Linked DNA regions of Mus musculus: region 2 is linked to region 1. A link is a contact called in ENCODE Hi-C data. All regions are on one chromosome and are shown on one strand. Each heading gives the region's core, a stretch centred on a gene start or an enhancer-like site at or near the end of the contact. The rest is flanking DNA. Distances are from core to core; before and after follow the strand shown. Region 1 has its middle 12 kb from the start of Gm41262. Region 2 holds the start of Gdnf (glial cell line derived neurotrophic factor).

Region 1 (6,504 bases), core at 1,404-3,903:
TTCTTCTTCTGTCACAAGAATGAGGAGGTAGACCTGGGAGAACTGGGAAGTGAGTGTGGTTCAGGTGCATGATGGAAAATTCCCAAGTAATCAATAAAAAAATATTATGTTGGAAAAAAATTCACTTTTAAAGTATAAAAATTCTACTAAATTTAGAAATGGACCTTTGTGGTGAGGGGTGCAAATATGAGCCCCAACAGCAGCATAGAAAATGGTGCCATCGACCTGTGTTGATGCTATTGGTTACCATCAAAGTCCACACTCAGAGAACAGGATCCTGAGTTCATTCAAACCTAGTCAAGGCATTAAATATCTTTTGGAATAAATAACAATGGGTCATGGGTTTCGAGACATGACTTTTTTTTTTTAACTAGTCTTTCCTGGCTCCTGAACACAAGCTATCCTCGTCTATTTCCTAAGATAATCCATTATAAATTATGACAGGCTCCCTGGCCTGGCGGGCGGCGCAGCCCAGTGACTTGTCCTGTCTCACTTTTCTGCCCTGCTCACCTCCGACGAGTTCAATGCGTGACCAGTCAGGAGATGGCTAATTCCAGTCCACGCACCTTTCACATGAGATTGGTTTTATTTTTAATGTCTCCACAAATGCATGCCAGGCGCAGAGCTCGTCAGTTACAGACAGAGCTCACACGTCTGTACTGCCCTTCCGTAGCTCGAACTACCAGACGGAGGGAGGTCCAGTTACACAGAAAAGTGATTATGATCAGCGAGATGCCTGACCGGTGTGTCCTCCCAAAACAGGGCAAAGATTTGAGGCTCTGGCACCCTCCTTTGGACACCTTAGAGCTATTGACTGTACAAAGAATAAAACAATGACCCGTGAGAACTTTCTAGAACAACCATTACCCTCAGTATTGTCTCTGTATGTACAGAGCCCCGTGCCATCACATAGCAGAGAAATAAATGGCTTTCTCAATTTTGGGCAAATGATTTGTTTTCTGTTTCCACTCGACAAGATTTCTTTTTGAAGGACCTGACTTCACACTTTGAAAATGTCCTATGTCACCTCTACAGTCATCTTGGCTTTCACAAAGAAGCACATGACTTCTAAGTCCTGACATCTGAGGGACAGAACACCATCTTTGGGAGTTGTGTTAGGCTCATCCGGGCATTTTCTTAGGACAGCTCAACTCTGCACGGACTGTGTTTGCCCTTAAGTTGACAGTGTCCAGAAGTGCCTAGGGTAGGCACTCTAACAGAGACACGGAAAGTTAAATCAGGTCAGAGAGGAAGTAAGGGCCTGTCTCCTCTGCTGACAAGGGAGTTCAGAATCTAGCTCAGGCTGGAAGAAATAGTCCCCAGGACACATTTTACTGTAAACCACCATCTCCGTAAAACACCCTGGTGTGGACAAGATGGAGAAAAGAAGGAATAGAGGAATATCATAGCAGAAGGCATAGTAGAGACTGATAATCTATTCTTTGCCCTCAAAGAAGTGTGATACTCTGCACTTGACTACTTACCTCCAGGCCTTAGATTCCCCCAAGCATCTCAAATCTAGAACATTCTGGACTTCTCTGACAAACATCAAAAGAAGTGTGGGAATCAGGAAAGTATTTCTTCTGTGTTAGGGTTCATAGAACAACACTGTTGCTGAGCAGTCTGTCTGTGCAGCCTCTGGGCAGGCCTCCTAATGTGAGTGAGTGCTTTCCTAACTTCCTGGGAAGATCCCAATGCAGACTAGTCAAATTATGCCCAACTCCTCTGATACTGTTTTCTTTGGAGAGGGCATAACTTTACACAAACCCAACAAACTTTCTCAGCCTTGGGTTTTGAGCAGAGACCAAGGTGTGGGGGGGGGGGGGAGTGGCAAAGGCGGGGAGATGCTGCCCCCACTGGTGGGAGCCAGCCTTGTGCCTGCTCCTCCACCACCCACCAGGCTGAGGCCCAACTGCCCTCTGGGACAAGCCAACCTTGGTAGTCACCCAACTTGAGAATCTCTTGAGCTCTTCCTGTCGCCATGCCCCACCCCTTCCCATTCCACACCCTCCTCTTCTTTCTCCTCCCTGGCAGCCTCCCTGTTTTCAGATGTTTACCCAGAAGGGAACAGCCACCCAGGAGGCTGGGGGGAGGGAGGGTACCCTGAAGGAGACATTCCTCTAGAGCTTTCGAGGGCACGTGGAATGTGTGCCCACCCTTCCCTCCCCTGTGTGAGCTCACACCACTGCATGTGCATGTGTGCGTGAGTGTTTCTGCTGGTTGACTGTGGTCTGTGTCTCTGGCTTGCGAAGTCATTAATCCCAGATTAACCCACGTCCAGTGCCATTTTTGGGAACAGGGATATCATCTGTGCTCTCAAGGCTCCATCTCAGTGGTCTCAATTTGATCAGCACATCCGGATTTTGTAACATCATTTTATAACTGTTCCCCAGACCCCGGTCCCATCCTTCAGAGCTCTGAGGACATGTAACTGGAAGCCACTCCAGTTACTCTCCCCCTCTGCCGTGACCCATGTCACCTGCCATCCTGGCATCATCACCCAGGCATGCACTGTCACACTCCCAACCGGAATGTCAGCTTGCTGTTTGAGATTCACACCGACACTTGGTCCTCACAGGGCTCCTCTGGGAGCCAGGGCCGCCTGTGCTTGGGAACACATGAAAGCACAGGCGTCCCCTCACAGCTTGGCAGCACTTCAAGCGCCAGCCCAATGAAGAGATCTTGACAGCATACTTGTAAACTCCACAGGCCCCAAGGGCTCAAACACCACGATATTTATGCTAGCGGGTAGAGAGCCAAAGCAGTTGGGTTGTTATGTAGATAGAGGTCGGGACCGGCGCTCTGACACCTGTTAATTGGCATTTGAAAGAACTGAGCCCAGGAAGGTGGGGGGCCTTTGGAGCTGCTGCCAACCTGTACCTGAACAGCAGGGAGTCCAGCAAGGTTCTGGCCCTCCCTGCTGGCCAGAGATTTCCAGAGGAGAGAAGTAAGTCTTAAGTGTTGCTAGAAAGGATCCTCAAAGAAGGAAGAACATGGGACATAGGGAGAGAAAAAAAGAGCAAGAGATCAGGAGGTAAAGTAAAAAATAGAGAGAGGTGGGTATTTTTAGATTTGCTAGCACAGCTATGTGTTTGCAGCACCCTGGCCAGTTTCTGCCAGCCCGGCAAGGCTGCTACAGGTTGGAATAACTGCTCTGTCCACTTCCCTCCTGAGACGATGAGCCTCACCTGTCTTTAAAAGCCAGCTTCAGAGCTCACCTCCTCTATAAAGAATCTCCACTCTGGCTGCTAAACCCATTGGGCTGGCTCCAGCGCCCTCCTCCACAAATGCTAACTTCTTGGGATTCTATTAGAGATGTTCTGTGAACCAGGTCCTCAGGGGTCCAAGAAAGGTCGAGTTGGTTTTCTCCCTCTTCCTGCTTCTTTCCCCATCTCAACTCCTGCTTAGCAAAACTTCCCATCTGTCTTTGCAGAGCCCCAGATAGCCCCAAGCTGGTTACTAGTGCTCTAATCAGCTCTCTCTTTGCATCTGCCTCAAGCCCCAGATCTCCACCCTCCCCCCCATGCATTTGATCTTAGGTAACACTATGCTCTAATGACTTAAGAAAAATAGTTTCTGTGTTTCAAGTTTAGCATTCTACATTCAGAAGGTCCATCATTGTGTATGTACTGACTTGTGTTCTACAAGCTGCTTGCATAGTCTTTGAATCTGGGGGAATGTTATAAATGAATACATCCCTTCCTATATTCATTCATCAAATATCCCTTGAGCATTAAAGGCAAGCACCGTTTTCTGGAGAATCGGAAGCATACAAAACATATGGATCACAGGGAGGGACTCAGTCAGCAAACATCTTGTCTTGGAAGCATAAGGACCTGACTCCCATCCCAGAACCAATCAAAAATGTTGGCGGTGCTGGCCGAGACTTGTAATACTAGCGCTGGAGAGGCAGAGTTAGGAGGAACCCGCTGGCTGGCCAACCTAGCATAACTGGGAACCACCAAGGAGAGACACTATGTCAAAGTATGTAGGTGGTGCTCTTAAGGATGATACCTGAGGTTGTCTTCCAGCCTCTGTACCCACACACATATATGCACTTGCCTGTACATATATAAATGAGCACACACACATACGCACAGAAAATGTAGAGTTATTATATCCTAGTGAGGGTGATAGACAGCTCACAAATAAGAAAGTAAAATATCGGATGTCCAGAGGATCCTAAGTGCCACCAAAAGGAATATCAGTGGCGAGTATCAGTGAAGTCCAGGAAGGGCTAGGATTTGGAATGAAGTCCTCTGGCCAGACCTCAATTAGACACTTGAAGGCGTGAAAGAGTCGAGAGACAGCTCTCCTCTCACGTCAAGATGAAACTTGGACTAGTAAGGATAGCAAGAAGGTCAGAGGGGCTTCAGCAGGAGGAGGAGCAGCCATTAGAAGTATAGATGAGCTGCTTTCTCCCTCCAGCCCACTGGTTGTCAGTTTAGCCCATACGAAGTTTGGCAGTCACCATGTGTTTCCTTGTTAATCGATGCCAGTGATCGGTGCTAGATGCTCATACTTCACCTGCCTTTAGCATTAGTTCCAAGGAAAGCAGCCCAGCGAGTGCTATCTGGGGGCTTTGGAAGACATGCAGAAACCCCTCGGGGCAGCCCAGAAGCCCGGCAGGAGAAATGTGCTGCCCAGTAGATGGAATCACCTTCCTAGAGGTGACATGGAATGTTAGACCTGGTTCTCGTGTTGGAGTCTCAGGCACTTGATTTGAGTATATTTCTGTCCTTGGACAGCTATATGAAACCTTAAGTGTTCTGCCAATCAAGGCTGCGATTTTATGTGAATCACTCTGCCCTCTACATCAGGGAAGTTAAGGGTCAGGGCTCAGAGATTCATGTTTGTAACTTTTACTTTTTCAAAGCCTACTTTTAAGGATAGTTCTTAAATGTTTTAGCCTCCCTTTTAGCCCACTATCCACCAGAGGTATTGCAAAAGAAAGGATTTGAGGGAAGTGGACCTACTTAGAAAGGGTTCTTTGATGCAAATCCTATCTGTGTTGTCAGGAAATCGGCACTTCAGTTCACAGGAGTCAACAGCGGCAGCTCAGTCCACTCACAAACTCTTGACAGGTATACCAGCAGTCCAGTTCGGCAGAGTCAGGAGAGCAAACACAAATCAGCAGTGGTGGCAGAAAGAGTCAGGCCTCAGCCTGGCACGACTCTGCAGAAGCAACCACGAGGGATGCCAGGAGTTCTCAGCTGTGCCTCGCTCATCCAAAGCAAAGATCAGCAAAGACGTGAGACCAACAAGCATTGCACAGCTAGCTCTATAAGCAAGCCTTGCTCAGCCTCTATCCCTGTCTAGTGAGTCCTTTTTATACTCACTCCAATCATCATGTGTCCTCCATAGGTCTTGCCTCAGCACATGAGTCTGTCTCAGCTAACATCTCTCGGCCAATCAGCTTGAGTCCTTGGTAGCAGCGGGAAATTGCAGCATACAACTAGAAGTTTTTGATGCATTTCTATAGAGTCCCAACAAATGTAGCTGAGTATGTAATGTAAGGTGGACATGCGTGTCATTAGTGAAGAATCCTTCATTACATGTCCTTTCACATGCTTGCTTTAGCAGAACATCCTTTCACCTGTATCTGTCTGTTCCTTCATGAGTCTGCTTTAGCCTTTCACCTGTGTCTGATTCAGCAAGACACTTCTTCACTTTCTCATGGTTGCCCAACAAAACACCATCCAATACAACTGTCAAAGAACCTTTATGTTTCCACTTCACATCGGAATCCTTCAGTTATGGATGCTGTTGGCGGGGCTTTATGTTAGATATTCATTCTCTTTTGGAAGAAGTTGAGTACAACAATGAACTGCTCAACTGAAAGATTTAGATAGCAAAAAGAGAGGCAGATGAAGGAGAAACATGCCAACTTCAGGGGCATGTTTACAGAATAGGATCAGGAGAAAGGCTCAAGCATAGGACAGATCCAAACAAGTCACTACAGATGAGAATCACATTTCCCTCTTGGGAATTGTTCTCTTCTTTGCATTTCCCTGGACTATTCAGAGCCCATTTTCCAACATCTGATCTTCCTAAATAGCCCAGGTCATCCCTATGACCTAAGCCACCCAGCCAGTCTCTCCTCAGCTTATCTTGCATTTCTAGTCACAGATAATGGGACAAGCTGGCCATTCTGAAGATCTCTCGATACTGCAAAGTCCTTAAAATCACCTGAAACTTGTTACCTCCAGTCCCAAGCCCTGGTTCACCCTTGAGATAGCTAGAGTTGTTTTAACTTCAGCTTCTAAGGCACAGCTTTTTGTATGTTTTAGGCTTGTTTCTGCCCTGAGTCCCTAATGCCAACCTGATCAGCTTGAAGATTTTATCATCTATAGTGCTCTTCAATTTCACCCTGAAACATGTAGGCTTTTGTTGTCTAAATCCTGTTCTGAACATGATATGTGCTTTCTTTTTCAAATTCAGCATGCAGGACCTTTGTCAGCTGTTGAAGTCCCCATTTTGGTTGAAGTGAGTGAAACTTCCATT
Region 2 (6,504 bases), core at 1,623-4,122, 340 kb before region 1:
AGCTCTCAGAACCAGAAACCTTTTGTTTCAGCTTTAAAATGCTATGACACCTGAACGACAGACCTCTCACACAATCTCTAATCTTCGTTTGGAGAAGATAGGCAGGAAGAAAGACAAATGAACAAGGGGGCTAGAGACAAAGTCTTGGATGCTTCCAAAAGCAAGCTACAAGCAAGTTTCCGAGTAAGTTAAAAATGGTCATGGGGCATTTATTTTATAGCCAACCTCAAGACAAGCAAGTCAGTTATTAATTCTATCTGCTTGGCTTTCCTATGTTGGAATAGAACTTGGGATGTTTAACTTGTCCTGGACCCAGGGGAACAGATGCTGTCTCAAGAGTGAATGTGTGCAGTGGAAGACACAGTTCCAGTGTCTCTATGGAAAGTGCACAGTGACTGTCACTGTGACAGAGGCTCTTTTGCTTAATTATGAAATCCCAAGCACCCGAAGGAAACTACAGTGACCAAAATTTATAGCACCTTTTATTTTCAAATGAAATGCAATGATTTAATGGTTTTCTACACAAGACTTAGCCAGTTGCTCTGTGTACAGTGAGGATATAAATGTCAGCACTGTGTTAGGGGTGTGCTGACATTAGTTGAATATTTAAAGTCTGCACACTGTCGTTATTTTGCCTTCCCTGCACTGACAGCTTGCTGCCGAATTGAACATACCTGGAAAGAAGTCAATTGGCTTAGAACACAGCTCAGTTTCTCTTTGGGTAATTTCTCTGTCTAGGTTCTACTGGGTCTTTCCATAGACAAAGCAGAATTGGATGCATTCTGCTGTCCTGAACAAAATCGTAGTCAGAATCTTGTCCATAGATGCTTTAGTATCATTTGAGAAAGGGAGATGCAATCCTGCCCACTTCCCAGTGGGATCCAGGCAGTCAATGGGATTCAATACTATTTTGGTTGCTAAACGGCTGCTTAACCCACAGAAGCCTCAGGTTTTTCCTAGGGTGTTATCAAACTTTGGTGACTCAACCTTGGGAACAACACTAGACACACCTGGGAAACATCTAAAAGTCTGAACACCCAGGCTACACCTCAAACCCATTAAATTAGACTCCTGGCATGCAATCCAGTATCAACAACCTTTAGCATTCTTAGAAGACTCCACTCTCTTTTTATGAGTCTATTCTCCAAGGATGGTTAGGACAGGAGTATGGAGGCCAAGGAGCAATCCTGGTAGCTACTGGCACGTGGGAGAAGAAAGGCATTCCTTCCGTGGAGCTGTAAACTGTTCACACTGAGTTCTAAAGCCATTAACTTGGAAGAATTAGTGGGAAGCAAGCCCCGGTAGACAGGATACTAATATAGCAATTAAACCCCCATGAATTAATCAGAATGCAATCAAACAGTCAGAGTTCTCTCCACTGATACCTGAATTTGAGAACTATTATTATCTGCCACTCTGCCCCTGTCCCTTTGGTTTGCCCTTTTGCAATGGTTAAATGAAGACAACAACAGAGGGCATTTAGAATTTCAATCAGAGAAATATTTGTACGCCCTAAGCTTGGGATTGAAGTGAGGCTCTTTAAAGATGAGTTTAATTGACAGGTCTGGGTCTGAATTTCAAGGGACCAACTACGTTCCTTTTAAACCACAAATCACTCCCAAAATCCTTATAAAATTCTATCCCCCCCGCCCCTTTTTGACCCTTATACAAGAAGCCATTTTTGTTGTTGAAATGAAACACTTGCCACATTCTGCCTGTTTTCTTGTCCAGGGCCAAGGGTTTCTGTACGTCCTGGGCTGACTCAAGCTTTCCCTGGTGGTCATAACCACAGGGCACTTCAAATGCAAACCTTCAAAGCCACTCGTTCTAAGGGGTGAGGTGGGTGGCCGCTGAGTATTTTGAGATTGTATCAACTTTTCTGTTGCCACCTTTTAACCTAGATACTTTCATTTTCTCTGTAACTCCTTTCCTGTCTATCTGACTTTACCCGTATGGACTTCTGAGGACTGGAGGATAGGTTGTAATTGCTCGCTTCTAGAAGGCATTAGCTTTGGAGCAGTAAATCACAGACTTGTTTTAAGAGTACCCTGCGTTTGTTGTGGTTGTTGTTTTTGAGTTAGCACTGTGCATTCTGAACGTTTCTCCCTTTCAGTCCACTTTGCACTAGTCACCCTGGACTCTTCCTATAGCAGAACTCTTCTGAACAGAATTGACACTAGGCAGATGCTAGCTCTGGAAATGGAGGTCCTTCTGTGTTTTCTCTCTGGCTGGCCTTTCTCACAAAACTCCTTGCAAGTGCAGTTCAGGATGAAAATGCAAGAGGGTTTTAGCAAGGCACAGTAAAATAGCCTTAAAAGAAAGATCCTGCTGTGTATTCTTAGAGGGGCAGGGAAGTAAGGGGTTGGGGGCAATGTGTGTGTGCCCTGGTTGTGGTTGTGATGGTGGCGATAGTGGGATATTTGTTGATGAGAATGATAAAGGGACACTATTCCACATCCTCTGTATTTGCAAGGCGCCTGGAAACCCTTGGGCAGCGGCATGCAGCTGAGTACCCTTAAGGGCCTCCCAGCCCTTCCCACTTAGTGGAGAGGCGCACAACCTTCCCGGCTGGCCCGGGTGACTGCGTGCGTGCATGCTGCGGTAGGGTGCCCTGGGGTCCGCCGGATGATGCCCCCGGGGAGGGAACGGTTCTTACAGTCACTGGTCAGCGCGAAGGGCACGCGGCGGTGGCCGAGGGAGTGGTCTTCAGCGGGCGCTTCGAGAAGCCTCTTACCGGCGGGCAGCGGGAAGGCAGACGCGGTGTGGAGCAACACCAGGCAGACAGCCACGACATCCCATAACTTCATCTTAGAGTCCCGTCCGGCGGCGGCACCTGCGCGGGCGGGCAGCGGGGAAGAGAACCGCACCAGGCAAGTTAGGCTCAGACGCCCAGGACCCTGGTGCTGACTGCAGGGCAGCCTCTTCACCACTTCCCTGCCCCCCCCCCCAACCTGCTCCCAACTCACAGCCTCTCCGCCCGCACTGCTTTTGATCGGTGCTTCCCTAAGCACCCCGCCCTTGTTCTGGTTTACTGCCCGCCCATCTTCCTTCATCCCTGGTACACCCCAGGTGCAGCTCGCATTCCCAACGGGTGCACTGCTGACCACTCTTCGGTCCTCCAGCCTCCAACTTCCAGAGGTCAGATTATGGACATAAATTTATACCACAACTCCGGGCCCGTTGCTTCTACTGGCTCGCGCGACATCCCATATTCCCGGGGGGCGGGGGCGCACGGGGTAGCCCCCATCTGGCTACCTTTGCCCGGCCCTCGACAGACAGAGACCACCCTTCCCCTCCCCAGCAACTCCCATATGTGAGCTCTGGAAGCCATCCTTTCGCTGATGCAAACAACAGGCTTTTTACCTCTGGGACTAAAATCAAGCTCACCTATCTGTCCCAGGCTGGACCTTTCTTCTAACTAGGCAGGGTGTAGGCTCAGGCTTGGTGGAAACACTTGCCCTCCCTCTGTCTACCTTTTAAACATCCTGGCTAAGTGAAAGAAAAAAATGTCACCAGAACAAGTTCATGTGACTTTGCAGACTCTGGCCTGCATAAAAGTGCCAAGTTAAGTCACTTAACTTCGGAAGCATCGGTTTGGCTTAAAATACCAGTTCCACTTCTTAGGATCATTAACTCACGAACAAGTCCAGAAAGTGCCCAATAAATGTTTTACCACTGTTAGTAGGCGGCGACTGGATCTATCTTGACATTTAAAGCCCTCCGTGGTATACCCGAACACGCCCTTGATTTTAGTTTTGCAGCTTTGTGAAGTTTTGGTCCTAATTCTGTCCCTCTCAGCAGAGATGCTATCTTTCGGTTCCCCTAGCTACTCCAGGACCCAGGACCGTAGTAAGAGTCCTGAACACCGAGTCCTTTGGACTCTTAAGACCTCACATCTCTAGAAAGGAAGAAGGCCTTGCAGTCTGGGGTGAGCTTGCTAATAAAGAAGGCTATGTTCACTTGGCGAAAAGTCCCATCCAAAGAGACGGGGGAAGAGAGATTGAATCACTTCGGGTATGGTGGTACTCTGTCACTCACAAGTCCCGTTGTTCCAGCATGGGGAATTGGCTGGGGAGCATTCTCAAATCAGGTAAATCATGCATTTTGAGAAAACAGTCTTGACATTTTTAATGGGGGAGGGCAAATCAGTTTTCAGGTACACACACACACACACACACACACACACACACACACACCTCCCTGCACCTTTCCTATTAGTCTCCAGGCTTTTGCTTCTCTCTCCTTTCCGGGGTACATCCCTCCCGCCCCTCACAATCTCCACCCAGAATTCCAGTCTAGGTCCCTAGATAAGGCCACTAGGAAAGCATTTAATTCGGCTGCCACCTCCCACTGCTGCGGAGACGAATTCATTTTCCATCCCTTGGGCGTCTGTTTTCTCCGCAGCTGTTGGGTTCGGAGATTGGGAAGCGACGGAACCACACAGCTCCGGGGTTCCGGCTGCGCGGGCTGGCTCGAACACCCCAGAGGAGGGGGAAAAAAAAAGACTCCCCTGGCTCCCGCCCCTCACGCAGCAGTGCAGAGAGGCGCTTCGCGAGCGGGGAGCGGGGGGGGGGGGGGAAGGCAAGGCCTCCGGGGTGCTAGCTTTGCCAGCTCTCGGGTGCGTGCGAAATGGCTGGCAGTCCCGAGCGGCAGGGAGGCGCGGGGTTAAGGCGCGGTCCTGGATCGCCGTGCCGGTCGGCAGGAAGCGGCGGAGGCACCAGATTTCCCTTCCGCATTAAGAGGGTTTTCCTATTTATTTATTTATTTATTTATTTATCTATCTCAGTTTGGCTCACGGAAAGCTTTTAAAATTGGACATGGCGAGCCTCGATCAGAAGCGAGGCGACGCTGGCAAAGGAGGAAAACACTTGAAACATTCACTCTCTGCCTCGCCAAAGGAGACTCTCCATCTTATTGTAAGCGGGCAGCATCGGGCTTCCCGAAAGCACCCCGCCCCCAATCCCGAGGAGGTGCAGGAACACTCTTCTCTGAGAGACGCGGGACCCGCTCTTCGCTCCTCTCTGAGCCGCTCTTTAATTGGTGGCACTTGCTCCCCCCCAACACCCGGGTGGGGATGGGGTGTGCATCTCCCTGGATGCTCTTCCAAGGAGTCCATCTGGGCCCCGCCCCGCATCCCTACTTTTCTTTTTACCGATTTCTACCCTGAAGCGTTGGCCAGACCAGTTCCCGCCGCGCGTGGCCTTTGCTGCGCGTGCTTAAGGCACCGGCCCGCGCGGGGTACCAAGCTTTTACTCCGAGGTTGACTCTGCTAAGTGAACCCCATTCTCTCTCGGACTTGGAAAGCCGGTTCTACTCTGCATCTGGGATCAACTCATCCCAGCGGGGCAGAGGGATCGCTCTGTGCATTTGGGCACCAGGTGGGACCTAGGACGGGGGCTGAAGGATGCTCAGAAAAGCCGCGGTAGGGACTGCCAAATCGCCGCTCACCAATTCTGAGTTCCCGGCACCAGGGGGCACTAGAAACCGCTCGGGCCTTGTCTTCCCGCGGCGGGTAGGCTGGATTGTCATTTAAAAATATAAAACAGTAGAAGAACCAATGTTTCTACCACATATCCCCATACTAGTGCAGGGACCTATAGACGTCCTTATGTGAATCCTCACTTTTCGGGTTTCTATTCTTTGATTCTCTTTCCCCATATCCTGTCTCCTCATTTCACCTGAGGTGGTTGGCAACCTACTTTTAGACCCCCTAATCCTCTATCACCTAGAAAACTCTGCAGTGGGTGGCCGCTCCCTGCCACCAGTGCCCCCCCCCCCCCCGCACATTTTGGGGCTAGCAGGCTGGAAAGTTTGTCTGGGATTTGCTTTCAAGACCTGGTGGCCTGGGAGGAGAGTTTACTATAAATTCGGGTGTTTCCTGTAGGGTCTGGGCAGAAATTACTAAAAGATCTGTTGCTTGTATTCACTGTGCTCAGTGTCCTTGACTGAGGACGCATTCTCTTACCACTGCCCTATAAGTGGCCAGCCCAAGATGGAGAAAGGGAGAAAATATGGGATGCTTCCCGGGGAAAAAAGCCAGGGGTGGTTCTGTTTATTAGAGGAGCCAAGGTAGAGTTCTAGGCCCCAGAGCACAAGAATCTCGTGCAGATGCGGGCTAGAAACGCCGCGGGCTAACCGGACACTACACACTTGTCACTTGTTTAAAAGACACCTCCCCCACCAAAGCTCAGAGAGAGGGAGGGCATGGTCAGGGCAAGAAAGAAACTGCGAATCCGTCTTTGGAGGTTTGGAGAGAGGAGGAGCATAATTACTGGGCTAGTTGCATCTTAAACACGTATTCAAAACACCGAGGAAGCGTGAGTCGAGCGCTCTCTAACATATTCCCTAAAGGAACTGGCAGAGTTGCCTTTATCCCGGTCAAAGAGCACAAACTTGGCGAACTCAGGGCTAAGTTAGACAAGCTTCCCGTGGTGTACCCATCCGCCCTGCAGGCAGATTCTGCTACAGGCAAGATTGCAAGCAGGGAGGAACCTGTTAAAGTGC

What was found. A loop is a pair of places that touch in the nucleus more often than their neighbours do.
Region 2: a loop to region 1 is called in a map of heart, with 4 times the contacts of the local background. The contact joins the promoter of Gdnf here to the enhancer-like site in region 1. A Hi-C loop is called at or near these places in 7 of 37 maps with a recorded cell type or tissue (heart, mouse embryonic stem cell and mouse trophoblast stem cell).

What each region holds. Positions count from the first base shown.
Region 1 is chr15:7,476,531-7,483,034 of GRCm38, reverse strand. No RefSeq gene overlaps it. Among named protein-coding and RNA genes, the nearest start is that of Gm41262, 12 kb to the right of the region's middle. Within about 2 kb of position 2,653, at least 1 of the 3 ENCODE cell types and tissues checked has a DNase peak (open chromatin) inside an H3K27ac peak, as active enhancers do.
Region 2 is chr15:7,811,918-7,818,421 of GRCm38, reverse strand. Gdnf (glial cell line derived neurotrophic factor) reads right to left here and starts at 2,872. Exons shown (of 2, transcript NM_001301357.1): 1 at 2,657-2,872. The coding sequence starts at 2,807.